2 separate regions of the Homo sapiens genome follow, and region 2 is linked to region 1. A link is a loop called in an ENCODE intact Hi-C map of the cell type or tissue named here. Cell type or tissue: heart right ventricle. All regions are shown on one strand. Each heading gives the region's core, and the rest is flanking DNA. Links, peaks and the distances in the headings are about the cores only.

Region 1 (6,942 bases), core at 1-5,000:
GACTCTGCCTCAAAAAAAAATAAAGATAACCCGGGGCTTTGGGATGAGAGGCTTCTGTTGTTTCCCCTCCTGTGCCTGCCTTTACCTGGCTCTGTGAAATGAGTCTGGGCCAGTGATTTAAACTCTAAGCCTCAGTTTCCCTATATGTTGTGTGCGGCTGACTCTTCTCTCCATACGGTGGGTGTGGCTGGGCCCAATCAAACTGCCCCCTCTTGGTTCCCTTTCCTTGTAGGCTGCATGCAGGGCATGGTGCCCTACCTGCCTGAGCTGATCCCGCACCTGATCCAGTGCCTGTCGGATAAGAAGGCCTTGGTCCGCTCCATCGCCTGCTGGACGCTGAGCCGCTATGCCCACTGGGTGGTCAGCCAGCCACCCGACATGCACCTCAAGCCCCTGATGACAGAGCTGCTCAAACGCATCCTGGATGGCAACAAGAGGGTACAGGAGGCGGCCTGCAGGTGACCCTGGACCCCTGATCCCACAGCCCCCACTCTCCCCCGGCCACCCTCTGGGAAGTGATGACACCTGTGACTGTTGATGTGGAACTGATTTATCGCGTATTCGTACTGGCTGATCCTGAGTTGCCCTCCCCAACTGCCCATGGCCCAGTGTCACCTGCCATGGTCCACTGAGCCCCCGCTTCATCCTCCCTCCCACCAGTGCTTTTGCCACCCTGGAGGAAGAGGCCTGCACGGAGCTGGTGCCCTACCTCAGCTACATCCTGGACACCCTTGTCTTTGCCTTTGGGAAATACCAGCACAAGAACCTGCTCATCCTCTATGACGCCATTGGCACCCTGGCCGACTCTGTAGGCCACCACCTCAACCAGCCGGTGAGACCCCAGAGCGGCTCCCGCCTCCCGATCCCCGTGCCCCTGGGCATCCAGTGACCTGGTGGCAACCCCGTGTTGCACGCCAGGGACGTGGCCGTGACCTCGACAGGCAGACAGACAGACCCGGCCCCGCCCTCGCCCTGCTCCCAGTCTAGTGGGGGAGAAAGACAGTTATGAGACAGCGTGGTAAGTGCTGTGCTTCGGGAACCAGGAGGTGGTAACCCAGGCTCCCGGGGGGTGGGGTGGGGCGGGCGGTGCTTGGACAGGTGAGAAGAATGAAGGCCTCGAGGTCTGGCCAGATGGCAGGCCTTTCAGGGTCCCATGAGCCACGGTGAGGCGCTCAGGCCTCATCACTCGGGCAACAGGTACCTGAGTCACAGTCTGCCACCCCGACCCAGGGAGCGCCCATTTCGTGCTCCCTCTCCAGGAATACATCCAGAAGCTGATGCCCCCACTGATCCAGAAGTGGAATGAGCTCAAGGACGAAGACAAGGACCTCTTCCCCCTGCTGGAGGTGAGTGGGCTCCTGCCCCTCACCCGAAACCCATCCTGCCCACCCTGCCTGAGTTCTCCCCACCTGCCTTCCTCCCTGCCAGTGTCTGTCATCGGTGGCCACCGCCCTGCAGAGTGGCTTCCTGCCTTACTGTGAGCCCGTCTACCAGCGCTGTGTCACCCTGGTGCAGAAGACACTGGCTCAGGCCATGGTGAGCAACCCTAGGCCCGTCACCTGTGCTTCTGCATTGGCCTGCCTCGGGCCTGCTCCACTTACCCGTGCCCCTGTCGGCATCTGTGTCTAGATGTACACCCAGCACCCTGAGCAGTATGAGGCTCCCGACAAGGACTTCATGATCGTAGCACTGGATCTGCTCAGCGGCCTGGCCGAGGGCCTGGGTGGTCACGTGGAGCAGCTGGTGGCCCGCAGCAACATCATGACATTGCTGTTCCAGTGCATGCAGGTGGGTGGGGACCCTGGACAGTGATGACACCCAGCAGCCTGCGTGGGCTGCCCCTGGTGGGGAGTCAGGGCCTGGTTGTGCCCAAAGGAAATCAGGGAAAAGGTGCTGTTCTAATTATTTTAAAGAGTAATCCTGGAGGCCGAGGCAGGATTGCTTGAGCCCAGGAGTTTGAGACCAGCCTGGGCAACATAGTGAAACCCCAGTTCTAAAATTAAAAAAAAAAATTTTTTTTAAAGCAAACAGTATTGAAAATAGAAAATGTGAGGCCAGGTGCTCACGCCTATAATCCAGCACTTTGGGAGGCTGTGGCAGGTGAATCACTTGAGGTCAGGAGTTTGAGAGCAGCTTGGCCAACACGGTGAAATCCTGTCTCTACGAAAAATACAAAAATTAGCCAGGCATGGTGGTAGGCGCCTGTAATCCCAGCTACTTGGAAGGCTGAGGCAGGAGAATTGCTTGAACCCAGGAGGCAGAGGTTGCAGTGAGCTGAGATCATGCCACTGCACTCCAGCCTGGGCAATAAACTGAGACTCTGTCTTCAAAAAAAAAGAAAGAAAAGAAAATAGAAAATGTGAAAGCCCAAGTCCCTGCCCCAGCACAGTTGGCTCTCTGTATCTGTGGGTTCTACATCCCAAGATTCAAGTAACCTCAGATTGAAAATACTCAGAGGAAAAATTACATCTGTACTGAACGCATACAGAAGTTTGTTCTTGTTATTATTCCCTAAACAATACAGTATAACAACTATTCCCATACTGTTGACATTGTATTAGATATAAGTGATTTAGAGATGATGCTAAGTGTACAGGAGAATGTGCATAGGTGCATATGCAAACACTATGCCCCCCCCACCGCCCCCCACCTGTTTTTTGAGACAGAGTCTCACTCTGTCACCCAGGCTGGAGTGCAATGGTGTGATCTCGGCTCACTGCAACCTTCACCTCCAGGGTTCAAGCAGTTCTCCTGCCTTAGCCTCTCAAGAAGCTGGGACTACAGGCGTGTCCCACTATGCCTGGCTAATTTTATTGTATTTTTAGTAAAGACAGGGTTTTGCCATGTTGGCCAGGCTGGTCTCAAACTCCTGACCTCAAGTGATCTGCCTGCCTCGGCCTGCCAAAGTGCTGGAGATTACAGGCATGAACCACTGCGCCTGGCCCTAACACTGTGCCACTTTATATCAAGGACTTGCACATCCGTGGATTTTTATATCTGCAGGGACCTGGAAAGAATCCCCCACGGACACTGAGGGATGACCGTTGGGGCACTGCCATCTCCCATTTGCAGATGTGGGCTGGAGGCTAGGGAGGTTAAGGAACAGCTAGGAGCTCTAGAACTGGAAAGTGGCAGAGGCTGGACATGCACCAGGGACTGTGCCCCCTGAGCTGTCCTGGTTAGAAGGAGGGGAGCCTAGCCACACTGATCTTACTTGAATCCCCAGGACTCGATGCCTGAGGTCCGGCAGAGCTCCTTTGCCCTCCTGGGAGACCTCACCAAAGCCTGCTTCATCCATGTCAAGCCCTGTATCGGTACGACACTCGCCTTGTCCCTAACCCATGACCCCAGCCCCGGCCTCAAGTGATGGAGAGCAATACCCGGGGATGACTGTGACCACATTGGGATGTATTCGTACTGTCTGATGGGGCCTGCTGGACTAGGTCCTGCAGCTTACCCTGGCTGGCCCTCCTTCTCAGCACCCCTGTTTCTCCCCACCAGCCGAGTTCATGCCCATTCTGGGCACCAACCTGAACCCAGAGTTCATCTCCGTCTGCAACAACGCCACCTGGGCCATTGGTGAAATCTGCATGCAGATGGGTGAGTGCCCTGCAAGTGGCAACACGCGCCCCCCATTAGCCTGTTCTCAACCTGGGGGCGGGAGCCTAGCTCTGACTGACAGCTTCCTTCAAGGCAAGTCTCTTGGGGGTCGTCAGGGGTGGAGCCAAGCAGAAAGGTCATTTGTGATTGGCTTCTCTAAAGAGGAGGGATAGGAGGGCTGTTCTGATTGGACCGTTTTGTGTAGTTGGCTAAAAGACTCATTCGGATTGGTTGGGTGACTTTGGCTTTTTTTTTCCTTTGACTTGGGCAGCGTGTTGTCACCTTAGCGACTCCAGAGAAGCCTCTGTTGTTTGGAGGGTGTGGGTCTGTCCCTGGTTGGCCAGGGATTCTGGGTGGGGATTAGCCGGAGAAGGTCTTTTGTTTCCTCACTGGTAGTGGTTGGCCAGTCTCTAGTTGGAACTGGGGCGAGTAGTGAGTGAGGTGGGGCGGCCCCCTGGCCCCTGTGGGTGGCGGGGGCTGTGCAGGGCTCTGACTGGGTGCTCCCCCAGGGGCAGAGATGCAGCCTTATGTGCAGATGGTCCTCAACAACCTGGTGGAAATCATTAACCGACCCAACACACCCAAGACACTGCTGGAAAACACAGGTGGGCACCTGGCCCGGCTGCTGCCTGCACCCCTGCCTGCCTTCTGGAGGTGGGGTTCTGGGCTGGGAAGGGCATCAGAAAGAGCCTTGTCAAGGAACCAAGGAGGGTGTCTGGAAGTACCTGGAAGGGGTCACTGGGAGAAGCCCCAAGAAAGATGCAGCCTCAGGCTGGGTGCAGTGGCTCATGCCTGTAATCTCAGCACTTTGGGAGGCAGATCACCTGAAGTCAGGAGTTCGAGACCAGCCTGGCCAACATGGTGAAACCCCATCTCTACTAAAAAATACAAAAATTAGCCGGGGGTAATGGCACGTGCCTGCAATCCCAGCTACTCGGGAGGCTGAGGCAGGTTGCAATGAGCCAAGATCATGCCACTGCACTCCAGCCTGGGCAACAGAGCAAGACTCCATCTCAAAAACAAAACAAAACAAAAAAAAACAAAAAGGAAAGGGAAAGGAAAGAAAGAAAGATAGATGCAGAGAGACCTGGGAAGTGACTCAGGTGTGATGAGGAGGACCCCTGGCTGGGCCAAGCTTGGGGGACCAGGGTGGCTGCAGTAGCCATTCCCTTGGGGCTCATGGGGCGGGGCTTGGTGCCTTGTGCCAGAGGCCCCGCCACGTACCGTCCCGGGGCCGCTCGGGGTTGCAGGTCGCCTGACGAGTCCCTCTGCCATTCCAGCCATCACCATCGGCCGCTTGGGCTACGTGTGCCCCCAGGAGGTGGCACCCATGCTGCAGCAGTTCATCCGGCCTTGGTGTGTGTCCACGTGTCAAGCCTGCTGTGTGGTGGGCGGGACTGGCCCAACCCCCTCCCTCGCCTGTGCATTTCCAGCCCCATCTGCCTACTGACTCCCTGCCCTGCCCCACCCCCACAGATGCATGTCCCAGGCCCACTCACTGATCCCCAGTGACCCAGCCCTCCACAGATGCATGCCCAGCCTGCCCTCTGACCTCCAGCTGCTCACCTTCCCACAGGTGCACGTCCCTCAGGAACATCAGGGACAACGAGGAGAAGGACTCAGCCTTCCGCGGCATCTGCATGATGATCGGTGTCAACCCGGGGGGCGTTGTGCAGGTTGGGGCAGCTGGGCTCTGAGGGCAGGCGCGGGCGCTGGGCTCGGGCGGCCCCTCACCTGGGATCCGTCACGTTTCAGGACTTTATTTTCTTCTGCGATGCTGTAGCCTCCTGGGTGAGCCCGAAGGATGACCTTCGGGACATGTTTTATAAGGTGAGGCTCTGTCTGGGCCCTGATCTAGTTCCGGGAGCAGGCAGGGGTGAGACCATCTGGTAACAATGGGGCCTGGGGATGGGGGAAGAGGCGCACTCCCCTTGTTCTGCCCCTGCCTACCCCTCACCACCACCCTCCCCACAGATTCTCCACGGCTTCAAAGACCAAGTTGGGGAAGATAACTGGCAGCAGTTCTCTGAGCAATTCCCGCCGCTGCTCAAGGAGAGGCTGGCGGCTTTCTATGGGGTCTAGGTGATCATGGAGACTGCCAGGTAAGGAGACTGCAGCTGGCAAGTCAGCACTGTCTTGGGGGCCGAAAGGTCCCAGGCCATGACCTTCCTCCTCCCCCTGCAGGTTTCTGTCTGCGTCGTCGTCGGAGGGATTACTGGGGAGTGCGCTGCATCCGGAAGTCGCTGTGCCCTGGTTGAGGGGGGTTAGGGAGGAGTGAGTGGGACTCAAATCCAGATGCCTTCCCCGTCCGTCCGTCCGTCCGTCCATCCGTCCACTTGCCCTCCTGGCAGGTGGGTGGGGCCACCATGCTCATCCTACAAACGGGGAGGTGGGGGGGACTTCTGGTGGGCAAGGGCCCCTGGGCTCTAATAGGGTCATCTCTGGCAGCCCACTTGGGCCAGCTACGTGGGAGGGAGGAATTACACAGCTGACCGAATCCGGCTTCGGATGAGGTGAGGGAGGAGCAGGTCAGGAGGGGGGCCCTCGTAGGGACGCGTACACTCACACGGACACACATGGCCACACGCATGTGCGGGTGCCATAACCGGCGAGGCTGGGCCAGCCGCTCCACCATTTCCCCGACTGCATGGAGACAGTAGAATTAGTGAACCCCTGAGTTAACCCGTAAGGCCTTCCGTGTAACCTGCATCTAGAGTTTAAGAAGCTTCTGCTGTTTTGCCGGAATTGGCGGTGACTGGGGAGGGCTGGGTGGGTGGGGGGCCTCAGGCGGGATCTCGGGGCGGGGGGAGGAGGATGGTGACCTTGGGAGTCGCCCTGTCAGCACGCACATGCTTGGGACCCACTCCACACACTCCCTGCCAGCTTTGTTGCAGCCTCAGCTGGTGGTGTCTCCGTCCTTATCCTAGCCTAGCTCGCAGGGTGAGAACCACTGGAGTGGCTGGGGCTGGCCAGAGGTCACCGTTTCTCCTTCCTGTGTGCTCCAGTGGCTTTTGAAGACACTGGGTTGGGACCTTTTTCCTGAAGAGAGCTGGGTGTAGCCAGAGCTACTGGCACCTACCCCGAGCATCTCTCTCTGTAAGCAGCTTCAGGGGCAGTCCGTTTCTCTGTGCTTCTGAAACCCCCTTCTCACGTTTCAGGCCCCAGTTTTAACTCAAGGCCTGGGGCAGGGGCGTTTAATTGATGATGACAGAGGACACAGGTTTTTGCCAGCAAAAAGGAAAACCAAGGCTTGGTGGAAGGGAAAGGTGGTGTGTCCCCTGTTCCCTATTCCATCTCCCTGGGACTTCCTGCTCATCATAGTACCCAGTGAGCCCAGAGATC
Region 2 (11,841 bases), core at 963-5,962, 100 kb before region 1:
CCTGTTTCTACAAAAAATAAAAAGTTAGCTAGGTGTAGTGGTGAATAAAGGCTTGAAGGAGGTGAGGAAGTGAACTGTGCAGAGATCTGGGGAAGAGGGCTCTAGGTGTGAGAACAGCCAGTACAAAGGCCCTGAGCTGGGACCAGGTTCATGATGCTGGGCCCATGCATGGGGGCCTTTGGCTGCAGCACCGAAGAGAGGGTCCAAGAGCTGCTGGGGGAAAGTGGTATCTCCACAGCACTACTGTTTTCAGAAACAACCTTTATTTTTTGTTTACCAGCTGACCATCTTTCATGTTTTATTTTTTTATTTTTTATTTTTAGTAGAGATGGGGTTTCACCATGTTGGTCAGGCTGGTCTCGAACTCCTGACCTGATGATCCGCCCGCCTCGGCCTCCCAAAGTGCTGGGATTACAGGCGTGAGCTACTGCGCCCAACCTCCAGCTGACCATCTTTCTGCCCAGGCTAGGCCCTGAACGCCTACGGGTAGGGCCCTTGTCTGTCTACACCAGTTACTGTATCGCCAGCTCTGCATTTGGGCCTGGTCCTCAGGTCCCTCCTCAGCAGGGTCTACCTTGCTATAATTCCTTTCTTTCTTCTTCTTTTTGTGGAGATGGAGTCTCGCTATGTTGCCCAGGCTGGTCTGGAACTCCTAGCCTCAACCAATTTGCTCACCTCAGCTTCCCAAAGTGCTGGGATTACAGGCGTGAGCCACCATACCCAGCATACAATTCCTACGTCAAGGTTATTTTGCCTTGTTATTCTCTCAGAACGGTCCATTCTTTCATTGAGAGCATTCGAGGCAATGCTGATTTATGTTTTTCTCTGGTAATTTAATGTAATTCTGCCCCACTCGACTGTGAATTTTCCTGATTTAATTTCCACTGTGATCGGAAAACTAAATGTCGAGATGTGCATTTCAAAAAGACTACCTTCTGTTGCTGCTTGGGGAACAGATTGGAGGGGATAGGAGGGTGAGGGACGAGAGACGACACTCAGCAGGTGTCCAGGGAGTGGGGGGTGTCCTGGGCTAGGACAGAGGTGACAGGTAGACAATGTAGGATTTGTTCTGGAGACTGAGCCTTTAGGATGAGGGAGAGATTAGATGGAGACGGGACTAGGGGCTACACTGTGGTCGTCAGTGTGGCACACATTTAGGGCAGAAACAGGAGCACGAAATCAACAGTAGCAATGAATATGCCCGAGGCACTCCAGACGTATCTGATGCTGAATCTGCACACTGCACATTTTTGCCCACATTTATTTTTTATTTTATTTTTATTTTTATTTTTCGCTCTGTCCCCCAGGCTGGAGTGCAATGGCGCGATCTCACCTCACTGCAACCTCCGCCTCCCGGGTTCGAGCAATTCTTCTGCCTCGGCCTCACCAATAGGTGGGATTACAGGCACCCGCCACCATGCTGGGCTAATTTTTTGTATTTTCAGTAGAGATGAGGTTTCACCATGTTGGCCAGGATGGTCTTCAACTCCTGACCTCAGGTGATCTGCCTGCCTCAGCCTCCTGAAACGCTGGGATTACAGCCGTGAGCCACTGCGCCTGGTCTCCCATTTTTAGTTTATTTTTTATTTTTTATTTTTTTGAGACAGGGTCTTGCTCTGTTGCCCGGGTTGGAGTGCAATGGCACAATCTTGGCTCACTGCAACTTCTGCCTCCTGGGTTCAAGCGATTCTCCTGTCTCAGCCTCCTGAGTAGCTAGGATTACAGGCGCCTGCCACCACGTCCAGCTAATTTTTGTATTTTTAGTAGAGACGGGGTTTCACCATGTTGGTCAGGCTGGTCTCGAACTCTTGACCTCCGGTGATCTACCCGCCGCGGCTTCCCAAAGTGCTGCGATTATAGGCGTGAGCCACTGCGCCCTGCCTCCATTTTTGAGTTGGGGGGCTTCCTTTGTCACCCAGGATGGAGTGCTGTGGCATGATCATGGCTCACTGCAGTCTCGAACTCCTGTTTTGTCCCCATTTTATCCTGAGATGACCAAATGGGGACAACTTACAGTTAACTCACCTGGGTGACGTTCACGCCCTGGTCCAATGCATACTGTATAAGCCCAGTGGCTGTATCATGTGACAGGGAGTTCAGGTTGTATTTGACCCTGTGGTGGGGAACAGAGCCCAGTTAATCTCATTCTAGGAACAAAGCTTGGTCAGCCCATGCTGGCTGCCCCTCCCGGGGACCCCTCACCGCCCAAGCATGCTGGTAGAGATGAGGTTTGGAGACAGCACATCCAGCGCCCAGCCGACAAAGTCCGTGTCCTCCATTTTCGCAAACAGCCTTTCCCGCTCGCTCTCCAATAGGGTCTTTGAGTCTGGGAGGAGGTTTGGAAGAGAAGGGGAACAGCTGGTTCTCCCAGTTCCTGCCCTCCCCTTTCAGTTCTCACCTGCCCCTGCACATACCCAGGAATCCCTTCCCCAGACGCACACCTCGGGCTCACCTGCCACTTTCAGCGCCTCCAGATCTGCCAGGCGAGGCAGGGGACAATAACAGATGGCGTAGACCATGGGGCCTGGGGAGAAGGGGTGTCAGTTTTCTGGCAGCCGGGGTCCAATCACTGAGCCCGTGAAAGTTGCCATTCATCCCTGTTCTATCATCACTGCTTCTTTAGGTGCCATCACCACGACCACATCCCCTCCCTTGGTGCAGTGCAATCCCGACTCCCGTTTCCCGCATCCTCCGTACCACGCCCCTCCCCTCCCTGGCCCTAGGGGCGCACCCAGCACGGGGCCCCTGCCCGCCTCATCGACGCCCAGGACGCAAGGCTCCTTGCGGCACACCGCGGGCACAGGCGAACTCAGGCGACAGCGGCCTGTATTGTCTCTCTCCAGCTCGCTGAGATCCATGCCGCCTCAGCCGCCACCACCAGCTGCAAGAACTAATACTGCAGGAGCGGGTCTCGGCGCGCGTTTTCCGCGGGCCTCGAAGCGGCGCCTGCTTCCGGCCAATCCGCGGGCAGAACACGCCCCTGGCGCTCCCGCCGCCGTGGACGCTTACGCAGCCGACGCCGACGTCGCTGCCGTGCGCCCTCCTGGGAATTGTAGTCCCGAAGGGCTATGGCCGAACACTCAGCTTGGGGAATTCGGTGGACGGGGTCACTTTGCAAGCTCTGCTTCACGGTCTCTGGGGCCCCGCCTGCGTGGCCCGGTGGGAAGAGGGGGAAATAAGAGGGAAACTGAGACGTAGCTTCGAAGACCCAGCCTAACGGGGAACTAGAGAGTCAAATATCACCCCACTCCCAGGACACGGGTCACCGCATCACTGGGTCCCCAACTGCCACTTGGATTCAGGCCCTGTACTTGCGGTCCCTGCTTCTGTACACATTCTAAGTCCCCTGGACCAGGTAGCCCCGCTTCCACTAAACCCAGGCTTTTGGATTTGGAGTCCCCAAACTCCCTCTCTTGGTTGCTCCCTTCGGCCCACCTCCACTCCGTGCAAGATCTGTGCTTCCTAACCTCTGTCTCATTCAGGCCAAGCCTTCCCCACCCCCGTTGGAGATCACAGACCTCGGTGGACTCCTGCTCAGGGTCTCTGCTCCCTATAGAAGCTCATTCCTCCCAACTTAGAATGAATGTCCCCACCCCCACCCCTCGACCCACTTTTTTTTTTTCTTTTTTTTTTTTTTGAGACAGAGTCTCGCTCTTGTCGCCCAGGCTGGAGTGCAATGGCGCCATCTCCGCTCACTGCAAGCTCCGCGTCCCGGGTTCACGCCATTCTCCTGCCTCAGTCTCCCGAATAGCTGGGACTACAGGCGCCCGCCACCACACCCGGCTAATTTTTTGTACTTTTTAGTAGAGATGGGGTTTCACCGTGTTAGCCAGGTTGGTCTCGATTTCCTGACCTTGTGATCCGCCCGCCTCGGCCTCCCAAAGTGTTGGGATTGCAGGCGTGAGCCACCGCACCCGGCCTTCTTTTTTTTTTAGACAGGGTCTCTCTCTGTTGTCCAGGCTGGAGTGCAGTGGCGCGATCTTGGCTCACTGCAACCTCCACCTCCTGGGCTGACGCGATCCTCCCACCTCAGTCTCCCAAGCAGCTGGACTACAGGTGCACACCACACCACCATGCCCGACTATTTTTGGTATTTTTTGTAGAGACGGGGTCTCATTATGTTGCCCAGGCTGGCTTCAAACTCCTGGGCTCAAGCGATCCGGTCGCCTCAGCCTCCCAAAGTGTTGGGATTACAAGCCTGAGCCAGCCACAGTGCCTGGCATCCACCACTTCTATTCCCTGGGCTCACTGGGGCTCATGTCCTCTGCCTGTGGGTTCCCGCCCCTTACCAGGCTCATGCCCCTTCCTCAGGGTCCTAGTTCATTGTCTCTTTATCTCCTTTTACTCCTCTTCGCCTCCCCCTCCACTTTTTTTTTTTTTTTTTTTTTTTTTTTTTTTTTGAGACAGGATGTTACTCTGTTGCCCAGGCTGGATAGCAGTGTAGCGATCTCGGCTTATTGTAACCTTTGCCTCCCAGGCTCAAGCGATCCTTCCTCCCCATCGTACCGAGTAGCTGGGACCACAGGCATGTGCCGCCACGCTCATCTAACTTAAATGTTTTTGTTTGTTTGTTTGTTTGGTTGGTTTTTTTTGAGACAGAGTCTCGCTCTGTCGCCCAGGCTGGAGTGCAGTGGCGCGATCTCGGCTCACTGCAGGCTCCGCCTCCCGGGTTCATGCCATTCTCCTGCCTCAGCCTCCCGAGTAGCTGGGACTACAGGCGCCCGCCACCGCGCCCAGCTAATTTTTTATATTTTTAGTAGAGACGGGGTTTCACCGTTTTAGCCAGGATGGTCTCGATCTCCTGACCTTGTGATCCGCCTGCCTTGGCCTCCCAAAGTGCTGGGATTGCGGGCGTGAGCCACCGCGCCCGGCCTAATTTTAAAAATTTTTATGGAGAGGTGATCTCAACGATATTGCCCAGACTAATCTTGAACTCCAGGACTCAAGAGATCCGCCTGCCTCGGCCTCCCAAAATGCTGGAATTACAGGCGTGAGCCCCGGCGCCCGGCGCCCCCTCCACTTTTCTCCTTTTCTCCCTAGATATCAGCGGGGCTCACGGCTCCTGACTCAGCTTCCCCCTAACCAAATCAGCCTCAAGTCACTCAAGACTTGGAGCCCCAGTTCTCCCTTCCTCAAACTCGCTTCATACCCGCCCCGCACCGCACATCCTCCCTCCGCGCCCACCCTGGGCCCCGCAACTTGCCCCGGCCCTGCTCTCTCACCCGGGCTCAGAGCCTCCAGTCGCAGTCGAAGGGCTTGCAGGATGGACAATCCCGTTGCCGGCAGGGCCGTAACTGGATCAGCTTCTCCGGGTCCATGAAAACCGGGCCCGGCGCTGTGCCCACTACCTCGCGGCTGCGCTCCTGCTTGCCCAGGTCGCAGAGACACCGCCACTTTCCCCACGGGCCAAGGATTGAGTCCTCGACTTCTAGAGAAGGAGGGCAGAGGTGAAGACCTACGTGGAGGGGGCCTACTCCCAATCCCCTCCCCCAGAGAGGGAGAAAGATAAAGATACTAACGAATAAGAGAAGCACATATTCGCTAGACTCTGCTTCTATGCCAGACACCCTGCCACAGATTATCTCATTTAAGCTTTTTTTTTTTTTTTTTTTTTTTTTTTGAGACAGGGTCTCGCTCTGTCGCCCAGGCTGGAGTGCAGTGGCGCAGTCACAGCTCACTGCAGCCTCAACCTCCTGGGCTCAAGCAATCCTCCTACCTCGGCCTACCAAGTAGCTGGGACTACAGGCACATGCCACTGTGCCTGGCTAATTTTTTGTATTTTTTGCAGAGACGGTGTTTCACCATGTTGCCCAGGCTGGTCTGGAACTCCTGGGCTCAAGTGATACTCCCATCTCAGCCTCCCAAAGTGCTGGGATTACAGGTGTGAGCCAGCCACCATGCCTGGCCTCATTTAATATTTCCACGAGTCTCAGGTGGGGAAACCAAGACCCAGAGACAGCAAGCCAACCTTCCAAGCTCATATACGGGGTAAGTGGGCCAGAGGAACTACAACCTGACACTTCCAGGCTGTGCCAGCCTGCCCAGTTGTGAGTGTCCTACAACATCCTTGGTGCCCGCCATTTGAAGCTGACTTCTGTCTTCAGGGGTGTGACCATGGCCCTACCTAGAAGGCACAATGCCACCTGACAGCAGGGTTGTCAAGTGATAAATGGCATAATTGACATAATGAAGGTAAGTAAATCTCCCGGTGCTGTGCTAGCATATACAAACCAATTTATTATGATCAGTTTGTTTATTTATTTAATTTATTTATTTTGAGACAAGATCTTGCTCTGTTACCCAGGTTGGAATGCAAGGGCATAATCATGGCTCACTGCAGCTTCAAACTCCTTGGCACAAATGGTCCTCCTGTATCAGCCTCTTGAGTAGCTGGGACTACAGGCGCATGCCACCATGGCAGGCTAATTTATTTTTTATTTTTATTTATTTATTTATTTTTGTAGAGTAGGGGGTCTCTCCATGTTGCCCAGGCTGGTCTTGAATTCCTGGGCTCAAGCAGTCCTCCCGCCTCGGCCTCCCAAAGTGCTGGGCCATCAAGTCAGGCTAATTTTAAAATATTTTTTGTAGAGATGGAGTCTTGCTGTGTGGGCCAGGCTGGTCTGGTCTCCGAGACCAAGGGATCCTCCCACCTCAGCCTCCCAAAGTGCTAGGATTATAGGCGTGAGCTACCGCGCCGGCCACTGTGATCACTTTAAAGGGCTCTTTACTGAATCTGCCCCTTTCCCCTATGAGACAGATCTTATCCCAACTCCGATCTTATCCCAACTCACCGCTCACCAAGGTCTGACACCTCCTACCCTCCCACACCCATGTCTCTGCCACACCTCACCGACCTCTTTCCATTTCTCCTTCAGGACTTTTCACCTTGGCATTTGCTATTCCCTCTTCCTTGGACATTCTTTCCCCAAATCTTTCCATATGGGACTTTCGCTTGTCGTTCTCGCTGCACTGGTCACGGGTCTTCTGCAATCGGACCCTCTCTGATTTCCCAAGCTTGCCCGCCCCCTTCTTTCTCTGTCTCTGCCCTTCCTGGCACCTATCCCCGAGTGACAGCTTCAGTGTCCTGCCCACACCCTCTCTTCCCCTGGGAGCTGCTTTAAAGCAGTATCTATTTCAATATATCCAAGAGTAAACCGAGCCTTAGAGAAAAGTAACCAGCCCAAGGGGACGCCTCCAGTGCGGAGCTGGGTGGAGATTTGCAGCCCGCCGAGGAAGGTCCCTTTGCAGCCAGCAGGAGAAGTAGGGCAACGGGGAGCCTTTGGGCATCGTCATCCCCGCCGCCTGAGGTTACCCTTTAGATGCTGCAGCCTCAGCTGCTCCCAGCTGTCACCTTCGCCCTGCTGCCCTAAGTACTGATAGTCCTGGTAGACCAGGGCAGGGGTCGCCAGCTGCAGGAGTAGCAGAGGCGCCAGCAGCAGCGCCCCCGGGGTCCGCGCCATGCTGGACTCCAACGGCCCCCAACGCGCTCCCAGGCGGAGTCGTGCGCGGAGTCTGCGGCGGGCGCATTACCCACGCGGGCAGGTGCAGTGGTCCCGGCCGAAGGCAACGCGTCTCCCCCCGCCGCCCGCAGGCGCATGGACCCGGCCGCACGCTCCCCCGCACCTGCGGGCGCAGTGGACCCGACCGCTCCGCTCGTCCGCTCCCTCCCCCGCGCCGTGCACGTCTTGGTTCGGGCCGGGCATAAAAGGCTTCGCGGCCCAGGGCTCACTTGGCGCTGAGAACGCGGGTCCACGCGTGTGATCGTCCGTGCGTCTAGCCTTTGCCCACGCAGGTATGAACACCCGGAGTGCACCTGGCGGGAGGACCCCCTTCAGGCTGCTTTGGCCCGATCCTGACTTTAGTGCTGGCCGCCTTTGCTTTCCATCCGCTATAGTGGCCTCCTTTGTCCTTGCGGGGGAAACCGAGGCCACAGCCTTGCAGCGCAGGCCTGATCGCCCGACTTCCCGCCCCCTGCTCGTGCGGGCCTCACTGTCTCCTTCTGGGCTGGGGGCTTGCGACACCGCCCTCCGGCCGACTCGCTCGTGGGGTGCTGGTGGCAGTGGCTGGGTCACTCGTGCTCTGGTCAGGAGAGCGGGTCTCCGGCAGCCTCCGGGCCTCGTAGACCGGGTACCCGGGAGGGTGAGGGTTAGTGCTGTCGCCTCCGCCGTGCTGACTCAGTCATAGGGCCCAGCACGCAGCGCGACCTTGGGTTGGGAGGACAAAGTGTCTTCCCGGGCGCACTGACCGGGCGGGGGTCTCAGCTTTCAGTCATGGCCTCCGGTAACGCGCGCATCGGAAAGCCAGCCCCTGACTTCAAGGCCACAGCGGTGGTTGATGGCGCCTTCAAAGAGGTGAAGCTGTCGGACTACAAAGGTGAGCGCCGCCCGGAGGGGGCCCAGGTAGAAGCGGGGCCGTGCATGAGAGAAGCTGGGCCCTAACTCCTCTGTGTCCCTCCTCCCCAGGGAAGTACGTGGTCCTCTTTTTCTACCCTCTGGACTTCACTTTTGTGTGCCCCACCGAGATCATCGCGTTCAGCAACCGTGCAGAGGACTTCCGCAAGCTGGGCTGTGAAGTGCTGGGCGTCTCGGTGGACTCTCAGTTCACCCACCTGGCTTGGTATGAGCAGGGGCCAAAGAGGGAGGTTGCAGCTAAGCTCACACCCTCAGGTCCTAGCAGTGTGGCTTCGTGGCCATTGCTCAACCTCTGGAACCTGCGTTTCCCCATCGTGAAAATAATGGAAACATTGCCGCCCAAGTCTTTAAGGATGATGACAGTAATTAGCATTTGACAACTAGTTGCCTGGTATATAGAGTTGCAGATGCAACTCAGATGCAACTCTATCTACTCTATGTACTTAGTTCCCAGGAGGGAGGCTGTGCTGCCCTATTTCATGAAGATGGAAACTCCAGTTCACCGAAGTGAAGGGCTGTACCCCATGACACAGCTAGAGGAGGATGGGGACTCTTAACACAGGCTCTCTGCTGGGTGATGCTGCAAGTTACAAGTACATGTGAAGCCACTTAGCTGGAGCTGTGCCTCTCAAACTCAGTCTTCCCAGCCATGGGGATACAGTCCTTGCACCCAACCCAGGGTGGGGTGGGTGAGGCTCCCAGCGGCCTACTCTAAAGCCCCTTATCTCCGGCCTCCAGTGCTTATCACATTGGGCCCACAGGGTGAGGACCCTGCTGTGCCAGGCATCCTGAGGCCCCAACTCTGTCTCCCCTACTCCCAGGATCAACACCCCCCGGAAAGAGGGAGGCTTGGGCCCCCTGAACATCCCCCTGCTTGCTGACGTGACCAGACGCTTGTCTGAGGATTACGGCGTGCTGAAAACAGATGAGGGCATTGCCTACAGGTACTGTGGGACCCTCAGCCCGGCTCAGGGAGCGCCCTGCCCCCCATTCCTGTGATGCTGGGACCACTCCTGTACAATGTCTTCTCTGCCCCCAGCCCTGTGGCTAGCAGCGGGTGGTTGGTAGTCCCTTCCTTGTCTCTGGCAGTGGGAGCTATCAGCTCCTCACTGGGAACCCTGATGTCTTCAGGGGCCTCTTTATCATCGATGGCAAGGGTGTCCTTCGCCAGATCACTGTTAATGATTTGCCTGTGGGACGCTCCGTGGATGAGGCTCTGCGGCTGGTCCAGGCCTTCCAGTACACAGACGAGCATGGGGAAGGTGAGCAGATACACACATGACACATGGGTACATACTGAGCGCCTCCGTCACTCATGCAAACATTCACTGCCTGTCCTCTTACCTGTCCAGATGGGTGTTAGGGCCCCAAAGAAGATTCAGCTCAGGGCTTTGTCTGCAGGATGTTTCTAATGTGGTAGGAGACAAATAACGCCTGACATTCAACCAAGGTGGACAAAGGGGCCGGGCTCAGTGGCTCACGGTTGTATTGCCAGCACTTTGGGAAGCTGTGGCAGGTGGATCACCTGAGGTCAGGAGTTCGAGACCAGCCTGACCAACATGGTGAAACCCCGTCTCTACGAAGAACACAAAAAATTAGCTGGCCGTGGTGGTGCACACTTGTAATCCCAGCTACTTGAGAGACTGAGGCAGGAGTTCGCTTGAACCCAGGAGGCAGAGGTTGCAGTGAGCTGAGATCGCACCGTTGTACTCCAGCTTGGGCAACAGAGCAAAACTCAGTCTCAAAAAAAAAAAAAATTAGCTTGGTTTGTGAAGCATGCCTATAGTCCCAGCTACTCAAGAGGCTGAGGCTGGAGGATCACTTGAGCCTGGGAGGTCAAGGCTGCAGTAAGCTGTGATCGCACCACTGCACTCCAGCCTGGGTGACACAGCAAGACCCTGTCTCAAAAAAACAAACAAACAGGCCGAGCGCGGTGGCTCACGCCTGTAATCCCAGCACTTTGGGAGGCCGAGGCGGGCAGATCATGAGGTCAGGAGTTTGAGACCAGCCTGGCCAACATAGTGAAACCGCGTCTCTGCTAAAAATACAAAAAAATTAGCTGGGTGCGGTGGCAGGTGCCTGTAATCCCAGCTACTTGGGAGGCTGAGGCAGGAGACTCCCTTGAACCCGGGAGGAGGTTGCAGTAAGCCGAGATCACACCACTGCACTCCAGCCTGGGCGCCAGTGTGAGACTCCATCTCAAAAACAACAACAACAAAAAAACCTGTAGGGGTGGGGCAGAGGGACAAAGATGGGACTAAAGGAGCCAAAAAGACAGGAAGATGCTGTGTCTCATGCCTGTAGATGCTGTGTCTCATGCCTGTAGTTCCACCTACTCTGGAGAGTGAGGCAGAAGATTGCTTAGGCCCAGGAATTTGAGTCGAGCCTAGGCAACATAGCAATACCCCATCTCTTTTTTTTTTTTTTTAAGAGATGGGGTATTGGTTAAAAAAAAAAAAAAAAAAAAAGAGGCCAGATGCAGTGGCTCACACCTGTAATCCCAGCATTTTGGGAGGCCTAGGTGGGTGGATCACCTGAGGTCGGGAGTTCGAGACAAGCTTGACCGACATGGAGAAACCCAGTCTCTACTAAAAATACAAAATTAGCCCAGCCTGGTGGTGCATGCCTGTAATCCCAGCTACTTGGGAGGCTGAGGCAAGAGAATCGTTTGAAGCTGAGAGGCGGAGGTTGCAGTGAGCTGAGATCGTGCCATTGCACTCCAGCCTGGGCAACGAGTGAAGCGAAACTCCGTCTCAAAAAATAAAAAAAAAAAAGAGGCCGGGCACGGTGGCTCATGCCTGTAATCCCACCACTTTGGGAGGCTGAGGCGGGCGGATCAAGAGGTCAGGAGATCGAGACCATCCTAGCTAACGCGGTGAAACCCTGTCTCTACTAAAAATACAAAAAAATTAGTCGGGCGTGGTGGCGGGCGCCTGTAGTCCCAGCTACTCTGGCGGCTGAGGTAGGAGAATGGCGTGAACCTGGGAGGCGGAGCTTGCAGTGAGCAGAGATCGTGCCACTGCACTCCAGCCTGGGCAACAGAGCAAGACTCCATCTTAAAAAAAAAGAAAAGAAAAAAAGAAGAAAAAGGAGAGCTGGGTGGCAAAAAGAAATTGAAGAATTAAGAGTAGGAAAAACACCAGCTAGAAAATACTGAACTTGGCCAGGTGTAGTGGCTCACGCCTGTAATCCTAGCATTTTGGGAGGCCAAGGTGGGTGGATCACCTGAAGTCAGGAGTTCGAGATCAGCCTGACCAATATGGTGAAACCCTGTCTCTGCTAAAAGTACCAAAAAATTAGCAGGGTGTGGTGGCGGGCACTTGTAGTCCCAGCTACTCAGGAGGCTAAGGCAGGAGAATCACTTGAACGCGGGAGGCAGAGGTTGCAATGAGCCGAGATCACGCCATTGCACTCCAGCCTGGGCAACAGA

Evidence for each region. Peaks named below come from ENCODE experiments on the same cell type or tissue, not always from the same donor. Only the 100,000 strongest peaks of a DNase experiment are listed, where the experiment ranks them.
Region 2: it touches region 1 in a loop (2.1-fold over the local background); 14 of 110 quality-filtered maps call a loop at or near these places.

Annotation. Positions count from the first base shown.
Region 1 is chr19:12,700,086-12,707,027 of GRCh38, reverse strand. TNPO2 (transportin 2) reads left to right here. Exons shown (of 26, transcript NM_001382241.1): 14 at 233-458; 15 at 661-832; 16 at 1,260-1,346; 17 at 1,429-1,536; 18 at 1,630-1,788; 19 at 3,227-3,314; 20 at 3,502-3,600; 21 at 4,110-4,205; 22 at 4,851-4,956; 23 at 5,177-5,276; 24 at 5,356-5,430; 25 at 5,575-5,702; 26 at 5,785-6,942. The coding sequence ends at 5,682. It overlaps SNORD135 (small nucleolar RNA, C/D box 135), which reads left to right and starts at 3,357; the gene lies at 3,357-3,431. It overlaps SNORD41 (small nucleolar RNA, C/D box 41), which reads left to right and starts at 510; the gene lies at 510-579. RefSeq lists enhancers at 2,975-3,583, 3,584-4,193, 4,804-5,413, 4,691-5,890. In heart right ventricle, for the core only: no CTCF peak of the experiment used is centred there; no DNase peak of the experiment used is centred there.
Region 2 is chr19:12,797,691-12,809,531 of GRCh38, reverse strand. It overlaps THSD8 (thrombospondin type 1 domain containing 8), which reads right to left and starts at 7,463. Exons shown (of 2, transcript NM_001386800.1): 1 at 7,313-7,463; 2 at 5,143-5,428. The coding sequence starts at 7,460. The coding sequence ends at 5,229. It overlaps RNASEH2A (ribonuclease H2 subunit A), which reads right to left and starts at 2,948. Exons shown (of 8, transcript NM_006397.3): 1 at 2,732-2,948; 2 at 2,453-2,524; 3 at 2,203-2,326; 4 at 2,026-2,113. The coding sequence starts at 2,858. PRDX2 (peroxiredoxin 2) reads left to right here and starts at 7,732. Exons shown (of 6, transcript NM_005809.6): 1 at 7,732-7,792; 2 at 8,262-8,373; 3 at 8,463-8,616; 4 at 9,233-9,355; 5 at 9,543-9,673. The coding sequence starts at 8,271. RefSeq lists enhancers at 2,845-2,894, 3,095-3,224, 7,569-8,127, 8,455-8,654, cis regulatory regions at 2,669-3,701, 7,372-7,921 and silencers at 7,385-7,774, 7,784-7,969. In heart right ventricle, for the core only: no CTCF peak of the experiment used is centred there; DNase peaks (open chromatin) are centred at 2,991 and 3,328; H3K4me3 peaks cover 1,394 bases; H3K27ac peaks cover 964 bases.